Regions from separate parts of the Homo sapiens genome. Here region 1 is linked to region 2. A link is a loop called in an ENCODE intact Hi-C map of the cell type or tissue named here. Cell type or tissue: endothelial cell of umbilical vein. All regions are shown on one strand.

Region 1 (8,000 bases), 210 kb before region 2:
GAAACATAAACGAACTTGTTATTTAGACTTGTGTCTCATCCCCAAGGAATTTCATTATGTATATGCAAATATTCCCAAATTCAAAAAAGTCCAAAGTCCGAAATACTTCTAGTCCCAAGCGTTTGGGATAGGGGATGCTCAAACTGTAAAAGCTATTTGTTATCATTTGTCAAACTGTGGAAATTAATAATTCTTCTATCTATCATCATAAATCTTCTCATGAGGCTGGGCACAGTGGCTCATGCCTATAATCCCAGCACTTTGGGAGGTCCATGCAGGAGGATCACCTGAGTCCAGGAGTTTGAGACCAACCTGGGCAACAAAGCAAGACTTCACCTCTACAAAAAATAAATTAGCCAGATGTGGTGGTGCATTCCTGCAGTCCCAGCTACTCAGGAGACTGAGGTGGGAGGACTGCTTGAGCCCAGGAATTTGAGGCTTCAGTAAGCAATGATCACGCCACTGCTCTCTAGCCTGGGCAACAGAGTGAGACACTGTCTCAAACAAAAGAAAAAAGAAAAAAGAAAAAAATTCTTATGTATAACTGTCCAAAAGCACACCCTATATCGCAGCAGGCTCATTTTGCAGGCTTTTCCTCGGGTTCTTGTTCTGATTGCAACGCTCAAGTTTGGAGCTGAAGTGCTCCTGCAATGGCATTAGGTCTCCCCTTCAGAGTGCTTTCACAGCAAGAGAAATTCACACCAGAAAGAGCACTTTTCAGCCACTTTCTGGGCCATGTGAATAACTTTCAGTTAACCCTTCTCTCAACAGGTACCAATCACCACATTTTAAAAGTAGAGACAGGGTCTCACCATGTTGCCCCAACTGGTCTTGAACTCCTGGGCTCAAGCAATCTGCTGGCCTTAGCTTCCTGAGTAGCTGGGACTACAGTCATGTGCCACCATGCCGGGCCATCGTTGCATTTTAATTTATATTATTTGTTTTGGCTATTTCAATGTGATTATTAGGACAAAACAAGAAATTTAAATTAAAAGGCAACTTTTCTAAAAATTCTTTTTTTTCTTTTCGAATCTGCGTTCTGAATAAAAATTCTTAAAATCAAACTGTTTCTATAATAAGAAAAGATGACAAAGTATCTACATATCTTTGTTTAATTCCTCTGATTGTAATAAATAAGCCATTATCAATACACAGTGGCTGAATCAAAAGGATTTGTTTTATACATTAAAGGTTGAAAGAGGAGAGACAGGGAATCTGAACTCTCCAGATTTTTATATTTGGTTTTAAAAGCCTTCTCCTCATTTAAAGTGTCATTATTAAAAATTATTAATTTTTTTAAATTCTAGAAACAACTGAAATCACGTTCAATATTTTTGAACCTTCAGACACATCTATAATTGTGGATCAGAGTTTAGGAAATCAAAAAAACACTCAGGGATTCTCCATTTCATTGTATCTTAAGACATTTTACAAAATATAAACAATCTCACACTTATTAACTATTTAAGACTTTAGAGTATTTCTGGCTCACTTTAGTCTCTGGCAGGGCTGGTTCCCATTTTGAAATGAGAACTCTATGTTAAGGTGGAGGATTTAGAGACTTACAAAGTCAAAAAGAAATCATAACTCCTACATTTTTAATCATCCATCCTTCTGGTATATGATTTGTCCCTAATTCTCACCAGAAAATGAAGAAAGTTTTGAAGAACGAGTTATTCTCAATGTAAATCTCCAGCCAGCCTCTGTCAATCATGTTGGCCTTTTCCCCCTAGTTAGCCTTTCTCCACCTCCTGCCTGAAAACTACACTACTATTTAATTGCTTTGTGACTTCACATTTTATTAAAGGCAGAAAAACATAAAGAGCTAAAACAAGGAGATAAGCCTATTGCCATAAATTGTCCCCTTAAGCAATGAAACCTGCCTCTCTAGTATAATAAGGTGGGTACTGTGAAAACCCCCAACAAGTGCACTTCTGCATAAGTCCACAGCCCCCATCACTTACAGCAGACCTTACAGTTCTCTCGAGCGCAGCACCATAGATCAGACCCCAGGGCAGTCAGCTGCATGCTTTCTAAAACCAGTGTGAAGGGCACAGCCCAGGGAGTCACTTTGCTCTCCACCCTCACCTACTCCAAATTTATCTTGTGTTCCCATGGCTGGGGGAGGGAAGCAGAAATAAGAGACAAGGTTACAAAAAATTTTATAAACTGATAGCACCCCACCTGCCATCCCATTCCCTAGAAGTCCAGTTACTTGTCATAACCCAGTGAACACATTTTAGCTAAGTGTTCATTTTCATAAATTTGGAAGAATTCACTTCTGTCCCTTTGGAGTCTCCATTTCTTCCTCTGTCGTGGGATGGAAATCATCATGATCAGATGATACCATGTTTCTGAAGGTGCTCAAGCCCTGGTCCTCTGTAAGATTACATCCAACGATTTACACAAACAAATCAGGTCTTCGTGTTTAAAGCCCTGTGAAAACATCAATGGGTAACTTCTCTAAGTTACTCTGGTTTTTTTGCCACCAGCCAAAAAACAAAGGCTTCAGGTGTTTTTAAATCCCACTGAGGTGTATAACAAAGTTTATGACATTAGTCAAAAAAAAAAATGCAAGTATATGGGGGGGGGGAATGTATAAAGATCTAATATATCCACTAAGCATAAAAAATGTCTGAAAGTATATACAATAAACTCAGCAGTGGTTATATTAGGAATAGGATCAAAAAGTGGGATACAAGAATCCTTTTTTTGTCTGTATGTTTTATTGTTTGAATATGTGAGAATGGGCACATCTGACTTTTGTCATTAATTTTAATTTTCAGAGTTAAAATAAGGAAAAGAATAATAATCCATATTTTCCAAACCAAAAACTGGAACACATGGTCTGCCAAAGGATTTTTATTCCACATCTAGAGATAAGAGGCAGTTAGGAAAGGTAGTCACTGGAATGTTCAAATTTCCAGGTTCCAACAGTTTAAAAAAACTGGCGGCCAGAATTATCTAAAACAAGATTGTCTACTAGCATTAGATATTGAACAAATAGTACAACTCCCTAAGTCAGTCACATGATGTCTTCTTTCTTCTTAGAAGGTAGGCTATGGTGGGTGACGCCAAGATCATCTTTCTTGGTATTGAACCAGCATGCTCATGAGCAATTTGGCTCAAGTCAATGAGCAGTTTCTGCATTTACGTTTTGCACAAAGGACTACCCAAGGAGAGAAAAGCAAACAGAAGAAAGAAAAAACAATATAATAGTGCTTAAGGACTATACTTTGAGTAAGGACTCTCTAATAAACAAGAACTACAAAAATTGCAGGTGGCTATTCATTTGGGAAAGAAATTAATTTTAATTCCTATCTCAAGTCACATTTCAAACTAAGTTTCATACAGATAAAATATTTTAAAATGTGAGATGAAACCATAAAACTACAATAAGGTAAATATAGTTAAATGCCTGTGCAATCTTGTGGTTAGAGATGTAATATTGATTCATTTCTTCTATAAATACTTGCCAGGTCTGACCGGCAGATTCTGGCTGAGCGATGGATGAAAAAACGTACTTAGACACAGGTATCCAGTGAAAGAGCGGACTAGGGGATCGGGGTGCTCACAGAAAGAAAGAGTCATAGCAGCTGTGGCCCTGACAAGCCAGTGCTGCGGGCATTTATTCAGTATGGATGTAATGACAAAGTCTTTGAGTCAACACACTTGTGGGTAATTAACATGGTTCCCCCTCCCCCGGCTTCCCGCTGCTCCCTGGGAAAGAGCAGTCCTGCGCACAGATGATTAAAGGCCAGGTTCTGAGGCCTAAGTAAACTAACTTATCTAGATCAATTCCTTTACATCCCCTTATTATCTAACCTTTGCTCTCAGGCTCCAGGTAAGAGAATTTGGCTGCCTTCAGCCAAACCCTTTTTTGAAGCTTTTGCAAAACCTCTTCCAAGAAGGTTTGCATCTTTTCCTACAATTTCTTCCACCACCCTGACCGATCTCCTACAAATACCACATGTTAAGCACTAGAGACCTCGCTGTGGTCAACACAGACAAGGTCCCTGCCCCTATGGTGTTACAGGCTGGAGGGGGAAACAGGAAAAGAGTAAGTTAATAAGAAATGATAATTGTGGCTGGGCACAGTGGCTCACTCCTGTAATCCCAGCATTTTCAGAGGCTGAGGTGGGTGGATCACCTGAGGTCAGGAGTTTGAGATCAGCCTGGCTAACACGGTGAAACCCCGACTCTACTAAAAATACAAAAATTAGCTGGGCGTCGTAGTGGGCACCTGTAATCCCAGCTACTTGCTAGGCTGAGGCAGGAGAATCACTTGAACCCAGGAGGCAGAGGTTGCAGAGTGAGCCAAGATCGCACCACAGAACTCCAGCCTAGGCGAGACTGCATCTCAAAAATAAATAAATAATTGCATATTGACAAGTGCTCAAAAGAGTGTGTGTGTGTGCGCGTGTGCACACATTTCCCAAGCAAAGAAACTGCACCTGCAGAATTTCAGGGACAGGAAGGAGGTTGGCATATTCCCTGGACTGAGAAGAGACCAGTGGGGCTGGAACATAGTGTTCAAGGGTGAGTGACAAGAGGTGGGGCTTTACAGCAGGAAAAGCAAGATCGTGCCAGGCCCTGCAGGCCATGATAACAAGAATGCCATGACGAGCTCAGGCAGGGGTATGCCAAGATGTGATCACACTTGAAAGAGATTACTCTGCTATGTAAAGAACTGACAATGGGCAACAAATACCAAGGCATTCTTACTTCCTAGTTAGCCTATATGGAAACCATAAAGAAAAAGATTTGACAACCTAAAATTAAATATTTATATACATTTAAAAGCAGTATAAAAATTCAAAGAAATTATCAAAACAACTAACATACTTTTATAATAAAAGACATTTAAAAATTTTAAATCTTTAAAATCTCGTTGCTGCAAGTCAGTAACAAAAATAGCAAATACCCCTCTGGAGAAATGGGCAAAGGATATGAACAGAAAACTCACAAAGGAATATAAATGGCATATGAAAAGATGTTCATCTGTCTATAAAACTGGTAAGGTTTTTTTGTTTGTTTGTTTTAAACTCCACTATCCAATGTTAAGGGTGTGGGAAAAGAGACCTCTCGCATACTGGTGATGGAACTGTAAATCGGTTCAGTCTTCCAGGCAATGTGTATTATATATTAAACCTCTTTCCTAATTTTATAAGAAAATAATTCAGAGCAGCCTCACAAATACAGTTAGAAGAATGTACATTAATGCATATGTCCAAAGTGAGATTTGTTAAAATACATTCCTGAAACAGAGTCTTCATCAACCTTTAATAATTACACAGCAGTGACTACTGATAAGCAGAGAGGTTTATAATTTTCAACTGAGAAAAGCAGGGTGCATTTCTGTATTTAAGAATCTTATTTAGGCATACACACCTAAAAAAAAAAATCTCCGGAAGAATATAAACAGTGGTTATTTAATGGTGGTAAAGTTACATATTTTTAACAGGTCTTTTATTTATCGATACATCTTTCATTTTTCTACAGTCACTACATACTGCATGAAGTCTCTAATAATAATGCATGAAGTCTCTAAGCAAAAATATACATATATATATCTAAAGCACCATAAAATATAACTTGAGACACACTAAACTGTCTGGTAAAGGAGGAAATGGAGAGGAGGCAGCGTAGACTGGAGTTGGATGAGAAAATGGTAATGTTAGAAAGGGACTTTGGGGAGCACCTGCCTAGTCCAACTCCTCATTTCACAGATTAGGAAAGCATCTATCATCTCCTCACTTCACCTCCCTGACTATAATAACAAAGGCTATTAGAACACAAAACAAAACTATTGCTACTCGGTCTTCACTAATTAAAAAACCATGTACCCCCTAAAAAGCAACCATAAATATCATCATGTGGCACTTAACTCCTGAGGAAAAGGTACCTAGACAGGAGCACAGCCCAACAGCTGCTTTGGTATTTGGAAACAAGAGGGTTATTGCAGAGTGCCGTTTTTTTCCTCACTCCTCAAGCAATTAAGAAATGTTTCCATCCTAATACTGCTCCTGTGCCTGTCTAGCACTGAGCTCACAAAGAAACATCCTCAGATAGTTACATCATCTGGCAAGGAAATCCTCAGCATGCCTAAGGGGTTCACAGAATCTGTCGACTTGGAGCCCAGACGTTTTTATCTGGGTCCTTCCTGCATCCTGCAGAGGTCTCTGGCAGGCATTTCTAATTCCTTGGCCCATTTCCCACACAGATACTCTAAATGGTTTCCCTTTCTCAAATCTAAAACCCCAAACCTACCACTTTTACTCTCCAGAAATAAATACTTCCTTCTTTCTTCATTCAGGCCACAATCCTTCAGCCCTCTTAATGTTCCTTTCTATTTCAAATCACCTGTGTCTACTTGCTCCATCTCCTCCCTCCTTCCTGGCTCAGGGGACGCATTCCTTCAGTCTCAAAGATGAAGCCCTCCACCCTGATCTATTCAGCCAGCCCTGTAGTCACGGAAGTCCTGGCCCCCTGTTTTTCCCTTTCTTTATGACTCCTTCCCCACCTCTCTCCCCGCTGGGTACCTCCCTCTCTTTTAGTATATCTAAGTTTCCTTACCCCAACTCTGCTCCCTCCTCCCAGTGGCATCCTCTTTTGCTCCTTCTTTTCCAGCAAATCTCCAGACCTGGGCATCTACACCTGCACCTCCTTAGCTTATCATGATGTTATGAAGCATCAAGAGTAAGTATTTACAGTCAGAAGGCCCAGAGTACACATTCAGCTCTGCCACTGACCATTTCCACAACCATCAGTGAGCAAGCCACTTAATCCTCCAAGTCAATTTCCTCCTCTGTAAGATGAGATTAATAATACCCGCTCCATCTCCTTCACAGCTGTGTTGTGAGGATCGAATGAGATAATGTGTGTGGAAGTGCACTGGCAGCTTAATATAAAGCACTTTAACATTCTAGTTATTCCTGTTATTACTCTATCCCTGACCTCTCAGCATCAACTGAGTCACGGAAGGTAATTTGTGATCTTCAGGTTGGTCACAGTGTTAACACTAACAATGCTTCAAGGTCAGCACTTTAGTTTCTACTGTGATTTACTGATTTGGTAATAATTACAATTCAAAAACAAGTATAACCTTGGGTTTTTTTAATCATATAAGCAGGGACTTCTGGAAGACAATACTAGTAGGCCAACAATTACTGAACACATACCAAAAGTCAGGCACTGTTCTAAAGTACTTTACCAGAGGGCTTTTATTACTATTTTCATTTTACTTACGGGGAAATTGAGGCACAGCACAGTCATGATTTGAACCCAGGCATCTAACTCTACAGTCCGTGCCCTATCCGATTCTGTTAGTGGCAAAGTGGGTGCTAGATAGAAATAAACCAGTAAGGAGATCATGACTACTACAGCATTAGAGGCAAGAGATAATATGGACTTAAAAAGGAATACCTAGAATGTTTTTTAAAAACAAACACTTTTTTTTTTCAAATTGCTAACTACCAATGTTGCTGAGAGCTGAAAGTTACCAGGTACTTCAATATACTGCTACTGAGATTATAAACTGGTGTGGCCTTTCGAGAAAACAGTACATCAACAGAGTAAATTAACAGAATACATCAACACCTGAGTGCTACATTCTATCATTGTTCAGCAATGCCACTTCTGGCAATTTATCCTAAGGAAATAATCATAGATGTGCATGACAGATGTTCACTGCAATGTTATTTCTAAAAGTAAATAACAAGAAACAATATAAATGTCTAATAAAAGGAGATGGGATAGAGAAACCATTACATTTCCATATAACTGAATACTATGCTGTCATTTAAAATGATGCTGTAGAAAAAAGAAATAAGCATTTTATTAAGGAAAAGAAGTATGTAAAAAAGCCCACTGATATGGGCTTTGGTATCTCACTGGTTTAAGTTCTGAACCAGTGTGGGTTTACCAGCTATGTGAACATGGGCAAGTCATTTCTTTCTTTCTTTCTTTTTTTTTTTCTTGAGACCAAGTCTAGCTCTGTC
Region 2 (8,000 bases):
ACTCTGTCGCCCAGGCTGGAATGCGGTGGCGTAATCTCGCTCACTGCAACTTCCCTGGCTCAAGCAATCCTCCCACCTACTTTAGTCCCAAGTAGCTGGGACTAAAGGCGTGCACCACCAAGCCCAGCTAGTTTTTTCTTTTTTCTTTTTTTTTGGTAGAGATGGGGTTTCGCCATGCTGCCCACTTAGTCTCAAACTCCTGAGCTCAAGCAATCCACCCGCCTTGGCCTCCCAAAGTGCTGGGATTACGGGTGTGAGCCACTACGCCCGGCCTCTGTGTATCAGAATCTCCTGCAGGGCCTGATGAAACACAGACTGGGGGGCCCCACCCCCAGATATTCTGATTCAATAGCCTGGGAATTTGCATTTCTAACAAGTTCCTGGGTGCTGCTGCTGCTGCTGCTGCTGCTGCTGGTCCAGGGTTACACTTTAGGGACCACTGTCTAGATGGTGTCTAAACTCTCTAGGAGACTGGACAATTTTTGTTTTTATAATGCCCATATGGCATTGTGGGAAGCAGGATCGGTGGGGTTTATGAGAGGATCTTGGGCTCTGAAAGGCATAGTAGTATCAGCCTTAACTTACAACATCTAAATGTCTATGTCCCAGGGCCAGATGCTTGGAAAGTCCCCCAGCTCCACTTTGCGTCTTCACTTCCCTTCAAGTCACCTACTGCTCAGTAGCAAATAGTGCACAGGGTGACTTATACCTTTTCCATTCTACAGCATATCTGGCTATGTGTTCATATTCCTGACAATCATTTTGATGAGGAAGAAGTTCAAGACTAAAGGTAGGGCAATCAATCCATTACAGTGTGCCTGATAATGTCCTGGTCCTAAAATAGAAAACCTTACATCTTGGGGACTCCCTCAGTCCTGGGCAAATGAGAACAGTTGGTCACCCTAATTAATGCCAAAAATGATGTCTGGGAATTTTCTGTGGTTTTCTTTCATCTTATGCCCACAAAACCTGGAATAAACGTAGATAAACTCATTTTTTTTTTCTGGTAAGAAAGTAGGTAAGAAAGCTAAAGCTATTTGAACACCCTAATATCATATCCTTATTTGCAAATTAAGTTTTAAAGTCAACACCTAAAGCAAAAACTGATTACAGCAAACATTGCTCTTGACAGTCGTTTAAATTATCCACAGAGGGCTAGGTGTGTTGACTCATGCCTGTAATCCTAGCACTTTGGGAGGCCGAGGAGGCAGATTACTTGAGGTCAGGAGTTTGAGACGAGCCTGGTCAACATGGTGAAACCCCATCTATACTAAAAATACAAAAATTAGCCAGATGTGGTGGTTCACGGTTGTAATCCCAGCTACTCTGGAGGCTGAGGCAGGAGAATCACTTAAACCTGGGAGGCAGAGGTTGCAGTGAGCCAAGATTGCACCACGGCACTCCAGCCTGGGTGACAGAGTAAGTGAGACTCTGTTTCAAAAAAAAAAAAAAATTACCCACAGAGTCCAGTACGCATGCAACCCAATGTACTAATTCTTGCGTACATTAAAATTTGAGAGCTACTTAGCTAAACTAAAAGATGACAAAAGGAAAATCTCTGTATACATGCTTGGGTATTTTAACCAATTAGATCCCAGGCGGGTTAGTGGTGAGGAATGGAGAATGCTTAGGTGTTTCAGCTTATCGACTGGTTTCACTTCGTTTTGTGAGGTTAGTCAAACCTTAATAATTTTAATATGCGTTAACACATTTGTTTGCTGTTGTGAGTCTGAAGTGAAGCTGTCTCACTTGAGAGAGGCGTGGGGTTGAGTTTTAGTCTAGCAGGTGGTCTAACTGTGCACATATTATAACTGGACTACACCTTGATCTTCTCATTGTAGGAAAGACATGCTCCCCCAGCTTCAAAGGTCGCCTCTAGAAAATAGGTCAGTTTGTCTGCCAGGGTCTTATGGCAAGAAGAGATTAGACAAGGATAAGCTGCTTCTTAAAGTAATTCATGCTGCTTTCTGGGCAGCATTATTACAAGAACACCTTGCTCTGGAGGTTATATAAAATAGCCAAGCAGCAAAACTCTGTCTGCTAAGGTATTAAGGAAACATATTGGCCAAACTTCCCTTTGAAATAAAATGTCTCTATTCTGGTCATTTCAAGTCAAAACATGGCAACTGCGAAACCAAACAGGACATGGGTTAAAGAAGTCAGGCTGTAGGCAAATAATGGTTTTTAAGAAAGGAAAATGGTATAATACCTATAACCAGTCACTGCATAGGGCCTGTGATAGCCTAATATTAAATTTTAGAGCAAGTGGACTAATTTGTTTTTAGCCTAACCATATCTTTTTTCACTTTTCCTTTTATAGTTAAATCCTGGTACCTCTCACTAGACATATGGTGCCTGGAATACTGCAAAGTGCACAGCACCAGGCCCCGGCCCTCCCACACTTGGTCTTTCCCTCATCCAGTCCAAAGGGAGACTTGGGGAGGCTCATTCCCTCCTTGCCTGTTTAATAAACATTTCCCTGTGATGTCAGCTCTTGCAAATGGCTTCCTGTGTTATCCTTTGCAATAAGCATATTTACCCTTTTTTTCTTTTTTTTTTTTTTTGAAATGGAGTCTCATTCTGTCGCCCAGGCTGGAGTGCAGTGGCACGATCTCAGCTCACTGCAGCCTCTGCCTCCCGTGTTCAAGTGATTCTCCTGCCTCAGCCTCCTGAGTAGCTGAGATTACAGGTGCCTGCCATCATGCCCGGCTAGTTTTTGTATCTTTAGTAGGAGGGGGTTTCACCATGTTGGCCAGGCTTATCTTGAACTCCTGACCTCAGGTGATCCACCCACCTCGGCCTCCGAAAGTGCTGGGAATACAGGTATGAACCACTGTGCCCTGCCATATTTACATTTTAATACAGGTCTTCAAAGACATTAAAAACTTAAGTAGCTACTATAATGGTGAGATTCTTGAGTGCCTAGAAGAGAGGAAATTAGGGCAGACAGTTTTTTTTCCCTCCATCCCTCAGACCACATAGGCTGGGACTATGATTGGGGAATTTTGTTGCTTTAAAAATCCTGGTAAGCAGTTTAACAGCTTTTAAAGTTTCTGAACTCATAGGTAAGGCTGATTGTGAAGAATTATGAGGAAGCATTTCATATTAGTTTATATGGTATTGAAACAAATGATACCTAATTATTGCCATTCACTTTTGTCAAGGATGACTTGTGCCCAGCTTTCCCTCTACTAAAAGGAGGCCAATGCAGTGGTTCTCAAAATGTGGTCCCTGGACCAGCATCAGCTGGGAACTTGTTAGAAATGCAAATTCTTGAGCCTCCAGCTCAGATCTATTGAATCAGAAACTCAGGAGGTAGGGTCCAGCGATGAGTTTTAACAAGGCTTCCAGGTAATTCTGATGCATGAGAAAGTGGGAGAAACACTGAGTTAATGGGCAATTAGGTGGTCAAATGTGGCGTAAAGGACAGGGCTGCAAAAGTGTGTGTGGGGTGTGTGTGTGTTAGCACATCAGGGACAGGCAGGGGAGCACTTTGACTATTCCCAAGCACAGTGTGAGGGCATGAGGAAATCCTTCTGTTCTTATCCTGGGATGAACCTCACATTGCTCTCTTCAGTACCTTTTTGCTGGCTGGCCTTGGGGCTGCAGGTGAACTTGGAGCATCACTACTGCCAGAGCAATAGTAAGACATTCGGCTGCAGTTGCGATCGGCGATCTAAAATACACAAACCATGGCTTAACAGTCAACCAACCATGGAAAGGTAAGCCAGACATCTGGAAATCACAACCTCAGAATTCATTTTTTTATACATATTTTTTTTCCTGGTTACAAAGGTAAAACAATTGCCATAAGTAAATATAAAACAAAGCAAAGACAGTGAAGTTATACCTAATTTTACTTGCTCTTGAGACAACACCCGTTAATAGTTTGTGTGTAGCAACCTACAGTTAAAAACTATTTAAGAATCTGGGCTGCTGAGTAGTCCCTTCTAGGAGTCTGTGACTTCAGGGGACGCCAGGAAAAAATGTGTGGGAACAGTGTCTCTCTGTGGTTTAGTACGGTACTGCACCACGCTGTCTCCTAAACACCAATACATTGTCAAAAACTACCTCTGAAGGGAAGTGGAGTGCTCATGCTCTATCAGACATTTTCTCCCCATGCAACAAAATAATTCGAAAATTGCTAACCCTGTCCACATAAAAATTTAATATTTTCATTTTATTAAAGAAAAATAGAAAGATCAAGGCTGTCAGTAATAGCTGCAGACCACTTCTTTCCTGGGTGATCAGAAAGTGGTATTACTGAAAGGGGCTTTCAATATGAGGCTGAGTTGTGTTGTGCTGGCAAATGTTTAACAACCAGTTGTCAGGGGGGTAGGGGTAATTTGTAGCATTTGCCAATTTTTGTGCCACAAATACTTTCATCATAACTGATTTCAATCTACCAACACGATGTCATAGAAATGCAGTGTGGTAGCAAACCATTATATAATATTTCCATCACACAGACACAGTAAACGTAAAGAAGGAAGAACTTAGATATTGTAGCATATAGTGAAATTATTAGGAAGGGACTAGGTTTACCTTTTTAAAGTGAACTTTTAATTTTGAAGTATAAGTTGTATAGTTATTATTAGATTTACAGAGAAGTTACAAAGGTAGTATTTCTTATATGACTTTCATTGCATTTCTCTTAATATCTTTTATAGTAAGGTACATTTGTCAAAACTAAGAAACTAACATTGATATGTTACTATTAACTAAACACGAACGACTCGGATTTCACCAGTTTTTGCACTCATGTCCTATTTCTGTTCCAGGATACAATCTAGCATACCACATTGCATTCAGATTACCTTTGTTTTTAATATAACTTATTTAATTTTAAGTTTATACGATTTAATTTTAACAATGTCTGTTTCAAAACTGGCTCAAAAAATTCTGGAAAACTAAGCAATCAGCTTTTGGGAACAGGTATGAGCTCACTCCAGCACATCCCTGAACTGATTTTTGTAAGTCAAAAAGGATAGAATACGAATAATTCCTGATGGCTCAAACTACAGATCATCAGCATCTCAGGGGGTGAATCCAGTGGTTTTTTCATTTATTTTTTATTTATTTTTATTTTTTTAGACGTAGTCTCGCTCTGCTGCCCAGGCTGGAGTGCGGTGGCACGATCTTGGCTTACTGCAAGCTCCGCCTCCCGGGTTCACGCCATTCTCCTGCCTCAGCCTCCTGAGTAGCTGGGATTACAGGCGCCCGCCACCACGCCCGGCTAATTTTTTGTATTTTTAGTAGAGACGGGGTTTCACCGTGTTAGCCAGGATGGTCTCGATCTCCTGACCTCGTGATCTGCCCGCCTCAGCCTCCGAAAGTGCTGGGATTACTGGCATGAGCCACGGTGCCCGGCCAAATCCAGTGTTTTTAAAAGACCCAGGGTAGATGGTTCTTAAGTTCATTCAGGGACCAGGACCTCTGCAGAGATGAGGACATGAGGCCCAGCACAGTTACATGACTTTCCCATGGCCACACAGCGGGGCAGTATTGGCGCCCAGCCCCAAACCCTGGCCTGCAGATTTCCTTCCTCACACCACACAGTGTCAAGTGGCTGGAATTTGTAAGGGTGAAACTGTGTCTGTGTCTAAACCTAGAGATTTTGATTTCTCTTTATCAGGGGAAATGATATTACTCTAATAGCTCGGCCACCCTGAGGCCACAGATCATTGGAGAAAAAATTCAGGCTAAGAATTCATCGTGGTAGCTTTGTGAGTAGATTAAAGACTGTTGGATCGTATACTCCATCTTTTAAAAAAGGGTGAATTTTATGGTATGTGAATAATATCATAATCTTTAAAAAATTCCTAATGAGAGACAATCTACAAAATACTTGACCATTACTCCTCAAAACTGTCAAGGTCATGAAGAACAAAGAAAGTCTAAGAAATTGTTTCCAGCAAGAGGAGCCTATGGAGGCAAGACTGCAAAATGTAATATGGCATTCAGAATGGGATCCTGGGACAGAAAAAGGACATTAGAGAAAAACTGAGAAGGTGTGAATAAAGATGAACTTAATGAATAATATTCCATGAATATTGGTTCACTAATTGTGCCAAAAGTACCATTTGAATGTAAAATGTTAATAAAGGAGAGACTGGGTATAGAGTATATAATTCCGTAACTCTAAAACTGTTCTGAAAGTAAAGCTTTACCATGAAAAAAATAAAGAATTCATAGAGGGAAAAACAACATAGGGCAAGCCATCAACCCTCTCAGGATGTCAGTTTTTATATGCTTGTAAAATTTGGCATTGCTCCTTGGGATTTTTTTTTTTTTTTTTTTTTTTTTGAGACGGAGTCTCACTCTTGTAGCTCAAGCTGGAGTGCAGTGGTGCAATCTCGGCTCACTGCAACCTCCACCTCCCGTGTTCACGTGATTCTCCTGCCTCAGCCTCCTGAGTAGCTAGAATTACAGGGACCCGCCACCATGCCCAACTAATGTTTTGTATCTTTTTTTGAGACAGAGTTTTGCTCTTGTTGCCCAGGCTAGAGTGAAATGGCACAATCTTGGCTCACTGCAACCTCTGCCTCCTGGGTTGAAGCGATTCTCCTGCCTCAGCTTCCTGAATAGCTGGGATTACAGGCATGTGCCACCACGCCTGGCTAATTTTGTATTTTTAGTAGAGACGGGGTTTCACCATGTCAGCCAGGCTGGTCTCGAACTCCTGACCTTGTGATCCACCCACCTCGGCCTCCCAAAGTGCTGAGATTACAGGTGTGAGCCACCGTGCTTGGCCAATGTTTTTATTTTTAGTAGAGACAGGGTTTCACCATGTTGGCCAGGCTGGTCTTGAACTCTTGGCCTCAAGTAATCCGCCCGCCTCGGCCTCCCAAAGTGCTAGGATTACAGGCATGAGCCACCATGCCCGGCTGTTCCTTTGGACTTTTTTGTGAGATAATCAATCTGTGGATGTTAATGAACGTAAGAGGTAGGTATTAAAGAAACAAAACTAAATTAAAGGCAACCTTTCCAGGTATCAAAAGTTAAAGCTATTTTTTTTCCTTGAAAATAAAATGCATGGTTTAGCCACATGACTCCATGTGGCTAAACCCCTGATGCTTTAAAACTTTGCTACCCAAGCTAAGTAGTTCTCAGCAAATCCTCAGATGCTGGTCTTGCTGCTGCATCTGTCAGAATGGTCTTAATCTGTTCTAAAGAACGTTAATCACTCCAAAGCTGAGCATTAAAGCATCCGACCAGCATGGTGGGCAGCAGTAGTGGTTGCTTCTGTGTTACTTCTCCAAGTTTTAGTTAAAAAATAAAAAAGCCTGTGTCCCCTTCCACGGTTTGACATCTTTCCTACCTTTGAAGACATGATGTTCTTCACTTCCTCGTCTGCTGCGGAGTGTGTCCCCGCGAGGTCTGGGTTACTGCTGCTCATCACCCGGGCCTGCAGCAGCTTTGAACTCACAGCAGCAGCTGATGTGCGGCCATACGTGTGGTAGCTCCGAGGGTCTAGGAGGGCAGTGGGAGCGCCTGCACCCCACCAGGCAGAGACATGTCAACAGACAGGGGAACAGAGTTACTTACTGAGTTTAAGAAGGAATTGAAGAGGGATAGGGTGGATGAAAAGCCACCGGATTAGGCCTTGGAATTAGAGACTTCTTAACAAATCCTGGTTGGGGTAGGAGGCAATCTTTTGGAGAGAAGTAGATGGGGCATAAGGCACCAGGGAGTGGTGGAGATCATGGTAAACAGCCAACACATGCCTCTTACAAAGGCAGGGGGTACTACTGGCTCCAGTCTATTACTGCCATCGGGAAATGGACCCCAGGGTTGCTAGAGCTTCTGATTTCTCATGAGAAGCTAAAAATGTGGATATTTTTAATTTGTCAATATTTAAATGACAACTTTACAATTCATGCAGTGAGGTTTTCTCAGATTCAAAAATCCATAGAGTCATCTGAACCTTGTGAGGATTACGGTATATGATGTATACAGCACTGTTTTTCATCTTTAAATGTTGACATGTTTTCACAAGC

Evidence for each region. Hi-C counts contacts between places; a loop is a spot of excess contacts. Peaks named below come from ENCODE experiments on the same cell type or tissue, not always from the same donor. Only the 100,000 strongest peaks of a DNase experiment are listed, where the experiment ranks them.
Region 1: it touches region 2 in a loop (2.8-fold over the local background); 4 of 110 quality-filtered maps call a loop at or near these places.

What each region holds. Positions count from the first base shown.
Region 1 is chr9:588,045-596,044 of GRCh38, reverse strand. The region is part of intron 1 of KANK1 (KN motif and ankyrin repeat domains 1); the gene reads right to left. Among named protein-coding and RNA genes, the nearest start is that of KANK1, 87 kb to the right of the region's middle. In endothelial cell of umbilical vein, no CTCF peak of the experiment used is centred here; DNase peaks (open chromatin) are centred at 4,604 and 6,134; H3K27me3 peaks cover 182 bases.
Region 2 is chr9:382,007-390,006 of GRCh38, reverse strand. DOCK8 (dedicator of cytokinesis 8) reads right to left here. Exons shown (of 48, transcript NM_203447.4): 22 at 7,322-7,494; 23 at 3,581-3,676. Among named protein-coding and RNA genes, the nearest start is that of DOCK8-AS2, 84 kb to the left of the region's middle. In endothelial cell of umbilical vein, a CTCF peak has its summit at 4,022; a DNase peak (open chromatin) is centred at 3,996.